2 separate regions of the Homo sapiens genome follow, and region 2 is linked to region 1. A link is an interaction called in ENCODE POLR2A ChIA-PET data of the cell type or tissue named here. Cell type or tissue: OCI-LY7. All regions are shown on one strand.

Region 1 (4,000 bases):
ATCCGTCTCTACTAAAAATACAAAAATTAGCTAGGTATGGTGGCACGTGCCTGAAATCCCAGCTACTGGGGAGGCTGAGGCAGGAGAATTGCTTGAACCTGGGAGGCGGAGGTTGCAGTGAGCTGAGATCATGCCACTGCACTCCAGCCTGGGTGACAGAGCAAGACTCTGTCAAAAAAAAATTAAGAAAGAAATAAAGAAAATCGAAATAAAGAAAATCAAAATAAATGAAAGTTCTATCATATTCATGGATCGTAAGACTCAATATTGGTAAGATTTCAATTCTCCACAAATTGATCTACAAAATCAACACAGTTCCAATCAAAACCTTGGTGGGCTTTATTTGGTAGAATGAGCTGATTCTAAAATTTATTTAGAAATGCAAAGTACCTAGAATAGCCAAAATAACTTTGAAGCAGAATAAGTTGGAGGACTTACTACTTGATTCAAGAATTCTCATAAAGCTACAGTAAAAAAAACAATGTGTTATTGTTGCAGGTAATACATAAATAGATCAGTGAAACAGAAAAGAAAGTCAAGCAATAGACCTGCACATATATAGTCAGTTGATTTTTTTTTTTTTTTGAGATGGAGTCTCGCTCTGTCACCCAGGCTGGAGTGCAATGGTGCGATCTCAGCTCACTGCAACCTCTGCCCCCTGGGTTCAAGCAATTCTCCTGCCTCAGCCTCCTGAGTAGCTAGGTTTACAGACGCATGCCACCACGCCCGGCTAATTTTTTGCATTTTCAGTAGAGACGGGGTTTCACCATGTTAGCCAGGATGGCCTCGATCTCCTGACCTTGTGATCCACTCGCCTCAGCCTCCCAAAGTGCTGGGATTACAGGCACGAGCCACCTCGCCTGGCCATGGGTGCGGTTTATTTCATGTCAATCATAACTCAATAAAGCTGTCAAAAAAAAAAAAAAGAAAGAAAGGTGAGCCTGGGGTTGGGAAGGGTGAGTGTCAGTCAGAACATGGAGAACTCAGAAGCCAGACGGAGGGGTGTAGACGATCCCCCGGTGATGGGCCAGCACCCGAGCATTTCAGAAAGGAGTGGGTTGTGGGAAGCCAACACTGTCAGCAGGATCTGGAATGGATTGGATGCCAAAGAAAGGAGTGTGGGCAGGAGCTCCTTGCAAGGTACCTACTATAGTGGTGGGGGTGGATTCTAGAAATAAAAGGGGGTCATTTGGAAATGAAGGCGAGGTTAGAAAAAGAAAAGGAGGGAGAAGCAACTGGATCCATGACAATTTAGGGCCCGTCCCCCAGCTCCCAAAGCAGTCATTTGATAAACCAAATCGAGGGCAGAGAAGGCTCTTGGAAGCTTGAAAAAAAATTCCTGCTATGTCTGCTTCTTTCTGGTTTCTACCCTGTGTACAGGGTCCTGTGACCACAGCTCTTTCTGCTGACCGCAGCTGGGTATTCCTGCCTATGGAAAAAAACCACTCACTCGGCCCCGCTCACTCAGCAAAGGGGCCCGTGCTCCTGCTCCTGCACCCAACTGGCCTTCAGGACTGCAAGAGGCCCCAAGGGGCCAGCTCTTCCTGCTGCTCTCAGGGGCACCACCGTTACCCTGCCCAAGCCAAGAACTGTTTTCTCTCTCAAGTCAAGTTCCTCCTTTGGTCTGCCTTCTATCTCTCTAGGTGTAATGTAAGCCATGAATATTCATCCTGCCAAAGAGCCTGGAGTCAGTACCTGACTTTTCTGCTCACTTCCTCTCTACCTTGGTCCTACCTCAGTTTACTCCCAAAATGCTGCACCTACCACTATGCCCTGATTAACAGATGACCCCATCAGGTGACAGGAATCTAAATATAACTGTGGCTGGGTGGCTGACTTCCTGTGTGTGCTCAAGGCAAGAGACTAGGAATTGTGCCTTCACCAAGCCTGTAGATCCAGATCCTTGCTGCCTGAGACAGCCCTCAGGGTACAAGCTTGCAATCTGATGACAGAGAGAAGGGGAAGGGAGAAGAGGGGTGTGTGGTAGGAGACAGCTTGGTCCAGAGAAAGATGGGTGCCAAAACCAAGGCCAGAGGCAAAGTTTAGAGCCTTGAAAAATGACTAACATCAGTAAGGGATGGGTTCCTGTAAACTTTATTCTACCTAATGAGGAATCTGCGAGCCTTTGATTGACATCATAATAGTAAACTTGTGCCTGAATACCATGCCCAAGCCAACTGTTTCATTCTTTCTTCCATTTATTTATTCATCCAGCAAATATTCATTGAAACCCTGGTGGCTCCAGACTGACCAACATGGTGAAACCCCGTCTCTACTGAAAATACAAAAATTAGCTGGGTGTGGTGGCGCATGCCTGTAATCCCAGCTACTCAGGAGGCTGAGGCAGGGGAATCGCTTGAACCGGGGAGGTGGAGGTTGCAGTGAGCTGAGATTGTGCCACTGCACCCCAGCCTGGGGGACAGAGCCAGACTCTGTCTCAAAAAAAAAAAAAAAGAAACTCTGGTGGCAGACCTACATCCTGCCTTCAAGGAGTGGGCCCCAAAAAATAAAACTAAAAATTACGAACAATATGAAAAGGGCTCCAAAGGGGTCTTCAGCCCAGATCTGGCAGAGGTTGGGTCAGGGAAGGTTTGTTAGAAAAGATTCCATTCACACTCAAGTCCCAAAGGGTTTGTAGGAATAAGCTGAGAGAGGTGTGCCAGGGTCGGACAGATGGGCTGGGAAGACTCTGAGGGAGCAGTAAGCAGTCTGGATATTGGGCACTTAGGGTGAAATGGCATTGGGGGCCGGGATGAGGTGAGGCAAGGCTGGGCATACTGGCAAGTTCCTAATCTTGAATGCCTTCATTCACTCACTAACTCACCGAACAAATATTGATTGATTGATTGATTGATTGAGACAAAGTCTCACCCTGTTACCCAGGCTGGAGTGCAATGGCGTGATCTCAGCTCACTGCAGCCCCCGCCTCCTGGGATCAAATGATTCTCCTGCCTCAGCCTTCTGAGTAGCTGGGATTACAGGTGCCTGCCACCACGCCTAGCTAATTTTTGCATTTTTAGTAGAGATGGGGTTTCACCATGTTGACCAGGTTGGTCTCGAACTCTTGACCTCACGTGATCTGCCCACCTCGGCCTCCCAAAGTGCTGGGATTACAGGTGTGAGCCACCGCTCCCGGCCTGAACAAATATTTATTAAGGACCTACTCTGGGTCACACATTGTGCTGGGATCAAGAATAGTTTTGGCACTTTGGGAGGCCAAGGCAGGAGGATTGCTTGAGCCTAGGATTTTGAGACCTTGTCTCTATTTTTTTTTTAATTAGCTGAGTGTGGTGGCATGCACCTGTAGTCCCAGCTGCTCAGGAGGCTAAGGTGGGAGGATCACTTGAGCCCAGGAGTTGGAGGCTGCAGTGAACTATGATCAAGTTGCTGCACTCCAGCCTGGGCAACAGAGTGAGACCCTATCTCAAAAAATAAAAAATGTTTTAAAAAATAGTCCTGGATTCATTAAGAAATTTGCAGGCATTGGAATGATCTCCTGAGTTAGGTGATTTTACCACTAACAACAAAACATTTTTGAGCACACGCTGCCAACTATTCCAATTATTTGTTTATAATTACTCATACGACTATTATTATTTTTCTCAGGACAGACTATATACTGAAGGTGAAAGGCATTGTTAGTGATAAGGGATGTACAAATGTATTGCAAACACTCTTTTTGATAATTTCTCTCACTCCCTCTTGCTCATTTGCCAGATTTTTGGCAGATCTGATGAGATCATGTTTTTACCTATAATGTGGCTAACGAAGGACTTCTATTATGAAGAGAAGAAGCATCAGGTCTGCTATTTCCTTTTTTGTGGCTTGTGCTGGCTTTATTAGTTTATATTCAATCTGTCTATCTTTGCAAGCCCCATGTCCAGTTTTTGAGGGTTGGGTTAGTGGTAACGATAATATAATCAGAAAAGCTCAGCCGGGCGCAGTGGCTCACACCTGTAATCCCAGCACTTTGGGAGGCTGAGGCAGGCAGATCACGAGG
Region 2 (4,000 bases), 100 kb after region 1:
AAGGGCCTCCTCATTGGGTTTCCTGCCTCAACCTGTCCCATTCCACTGCGTCCTCAGCATTACTGTCAAATTCATTTTCTTAAGTGCAGCTGCAGTCAGGCCACTCCCCTACTCAAAAACTACCATTGACTCCCATTACCTATATAATTAAGCACACATTCCTCACTCTGACAATTAAGGCCCTTCATCATCTGGATTACATTTTAGCCATGTTGGTCATCATCTTGGGCTGTATTCCCACTTGGTCTGTTGGTTCCTTCATTTGGAGTACTTTCCTCCCATTGCCTTTCTGAGTATTGAAATCCTTCTACTCATCTTTCAAAGCTCATCTTGTTATCAGTGAAGGAACTGCTTCTCTTATTGCCTTTAGAATAAAAACTAAGATCCCCCAAGATCCCTAGCATGGCATACAAGGGCATTCACAGTTGAATGGCCCTTCCAGCCTCACTTACTGCTCTCCACCTCTCTGTAGCCAGACCTGTGCACTTACTGTTCATGCTCATGTGGCCTGTCCCTGCGGCTTAGAATCACACTCACTTCCCTGCGGCACCTCCTTTCCTGGCCTGGTGAATGAATTGCACTTAAATTGGATACAGGTCTTGTCTTTACTTTCAGGGGTATCATGTTTCTATTTACTTTGCAGATTTACTTTGAGCCATACATAATCTACATCCTGGTGGTTATATATATGCCCATGCTTACAGATTGTTTGATGTTTAAGAAAAACTTAAAAAAAATTTTAGTAGACACTAAAAAGTGCTGTATATTGAAGTTGTTTTGTTCATTCTTTGTTCTGGGACATAGACTGGGAACCACTTGGTCTAATTCTGCTGTGCATTTTAAAAATATTTAGACTCCCAAGAGAATGTCTCAAGTTTTGGGTACAGCCAATGATTACATAGTGTTTTCATCATGCAGTAATCTATCCAGGAATGTTTGAAAAGTGGGAAAACAGGAAAGGGACATTTGTTGTGATTTACAGAGAAGTATTTTTATTTTTGATTCTCTCTTAACAGATCCGTAGACTTTCAGAGCTGGTGTTTTGCAGTTTGAATGTTGAATATAATTGTTTTGTATTGAGAATAATGACACAACTCTTGGTTTAGAGTTAATCTGAAGCCTAGCTAACATGGTGTGAAACCCTATCTCTACTAAAAATACACAAATTAGCTGGGCGAGGTGGTGGATCCCTGTAATCCCAGCTACTCAGGTGACTGAGGCATGAGAATTGTTTGAACCCGGGAGGTGGAGGTTGCAATGAGCTGAGATTTTGCTACTGCACTCCAGCCTGGATGACAGTGAGATCCTGTCTCACACACACAAAAGTTAATCTGAGATGCTTTGGAGAGTTGGATTTATGGCTAAAGATATTTGAAATTTGTAGACCTCACATTTTCTTTAACCTGATGCTTATAATATGCTTTTCTCTCTACAAAATGTTCATTATGGAAAATTTGGGAAGTATAGAAAACACCATTCAAAATAAAAATAACTGATAGATCATCCTACCCAGAGGTAACAACTAATATTTTGGTATGTATCTCTTTCTTCCTTTCCTTATTTTCTTTTCCAGAGATAATATATATGTTAACATATGTTAACATATTTCTTTTTTTTTTTTTTTTAATTTGAGACAGGGTCTCACTCTCACCCAGGCTGGAGTGCAGTGGTGCAATCTTGGCTCACTGCAGCCTTGACCTCCCGGGCTCAAGCGGTCCTTCTGCCTCATCCTCCTGAGTAGCTGAGACTACAGGCATCCGCCATCGTGCCCAGCTAATTTTTTGTAGAGACGGTGTTTCAACATGTTGCCCCGGCTGGAACACATGTGTTTCTATTTGCACTTTTTTTTTTAAATTTGAGACAGGGTCTCACTTTCACCCAGGCTGGAGTGCAGTGGCGTGATCTCAGCTCATTGCAACCTCTGCCTCCCAGGTTCAAGCGATTCTCCTGCCTCAGCCTCCTGAGTAGCTGGGATTACAGGCATGAGCCACCACGCCAGGCTAATTTTTGTATTTTTAGTAGAGATGGGGTTTCACCATGTTGGCCAGGCTGGTCTTGAACTCCTGATCTCGTGATCCACCCACCTCAGCCTCCCAAAGTGCTGGGATTGCAGGCTTGAGCCACCATGCCTGGCTCTATTTGCACTTTTAAAACATAATCTAGATTATAACTACATAGTGTTTTGTGCAAATTTTTTCCCCAACTTAAATCTACTCTAAGGTTTTGGCACATCATTAAATGTTTTTCCCTGAAATGATATTTAGTGGCTGACAGAATTTCAGCGTGTCAATGTACCATAATTCTTTTAACCAATTCCCTACTAATTGATTTGTGACTTTTTTTGTTTTTTTGAGACAGTCTTGCTGTCTCACCCTTGCTGGAGTGCTATGGCGTGATCTTGGCTCACTGCAGCCTCCACCTCTTGGGTTCAAGCGATTCTCGTGCCTCAGCCTCCCGAGTAGCTGGGACTACAGGTGCACACCACCACGCCCAGCTATTTTTGTATTTTTAGTACAGACAAGTCTTCACTATGTTGGCTAGGCTGGTCTCGAACTCCTGGCCTCAAGTGATTTGCCCACCTCGGCCTCCCAAAGTGCTGGGATTACAGGTGTGAGCCACCGTTTCCAGCTTCTGCCTGGTTTTTAATTCATAATGGTGACTGAGTGATGACATAGGGAGTTCAATGCCCCTGAAAAAAGTTTTGTGTTACTCACAGTTCTCCTGGAAGCAGAGGTACAGCACACCTTGCATGGCCACAGCAGGGAAGCACCAGAGGTGGTCAGGAGGCAGGAGCAGGAGCGAGAGAAAAGCATGGGCCATAGCTATTATTGTGGTTTCTTTGGGAAAAGCAAAGTGGAGCAGAGCAGAGGGTTTAGGACTGGCTGGTAATTAATTCCAGCAGCCTTTGGGGTATAGGGTCTGTTCTTAGCTGTCTGGAACTGGCCCTGGGTTCATTTAGGGCAGGGGAAATACTGGCTCGGTGTGTGACTTAGGTAAGGGAGGTGGTTGGGATATGGGTTTGGGATTGAATGGTTTGTGTGTGAAAGGCATGTTTACAGTTAGGTGAGTTGTTTATTATCTCTAGAAATTAGCTAGTCCTGGGAAGCAGTTTCTTCACAGCCAGCAAGGCCTCCAGTAAATCAAAACATTATGAAATACAGAAAATGAAAAGCGTGATTAACACACTGATAGTCAAGTTGGTTCCATTTTTTACTACTATACAATTTTTCGTTATAAGTAATGTCATAATGTTATATATAATTTTTCCTTGTACAAAAATCATTATGGATGCATCTGATTTTATTTTATTTTATTTTTTAGTGTGAGTTCTTAGGAAAAGAACTGCCTGGCCGGGCATGGTGGCTCACAAGTGTAATCGCAGCACTTTTGGAGGCTGAGACAGGCGGATCATTCGAGGCCAGGAGTTTGAGACCAGCCTGGCCAACATGGCGGAACTCATCCCTACTAAAAATACAAAAATTAGTCGTGCATGGTGTCTGGCGCCTGTCGTCCCAGCTACTCACTGTGGCTGAGGCATGAGAATCCCTCGAGCTCAGGAGACGGAGGCTGCAATGGGCTGAGAATGCGCCACTGCACTCCAGCCTGAGTGACAGAGCGAGACTGTCTCCAGGAAAAAAAAAAAAAGAACTGCTGAATTCAAGGATGTAAACATTTTTAAGATATTATTGCCAATGTAGTAGTCTGATGTGGGGTCTTTTGTTTTGTGTTTTTTGAGACAGGGTCTCGTTCTTGCCACCCAGGCTGGCTAGAGTACAGTGGCACCATCACAGCTCACTACAGCCCCGATCTCCTGGGCTCAAGCAATCCTCCTGCCTCAGCCTCCTGAGTAGCTGAGACTACAGGCGTGTGGTACCATGCCTGGCTAATTTTTAAATTTTTTTGTAGAAAGGAGTTCTCTCTATGTTGCCCAGGCTGGTCTTGTACTCCTGGGCTCAACCTATCCTCCCACCTCAGCCTCCCAAAGTGTTGGATTTACAGG

What was found. Peaks named below come from ENCODE experiments on the same cell type or tissue, not always from the same donor. Only the 100,000 strongest peaks of a DNase experiment are listed, where the experiment ranks them.
Region 2: POLR2A ChIA-PET joins it to region 1 with 7 read pairs; 6 of 35 experiments call an interaction of 5 or more read pairs at or near these places.

The regions. Positions count from the first base shown.
Region 1 is chr17:5,253,549-5,257,548 of GRCh38, forward strand. No RefSeq gene overlaps it. Among named protein-coding and RNA genes, the nearest start is that of SCIMP, 21 kb to the left of the region's middle. RefSeq lists an enhancer at 970-1,475. In OCI-LY7, no CTCF peak of the experiment used is centred here; DNase peaks (open chromatin) are centred at 1,583 and 1,813; H3K4me3 peaks cover 741 bases; H3K27ac peaks cover 1,139 bases.
Region 2 is chr17:5,355,041-5,359,040 of GRCh38, forward strand. All of the region lies in intron 8 of RABEP1 (rabaptin, RAB GTPase binding effector protein 1), which reads left to right. Among named protein-coding and RNA genes, the nearest start is that of NUP88, 63 kb to the right of the region's middle. In OCI-LY7, no CTCF peak of the experiment used is centred here; no DNase peak of the experiment used is centred here.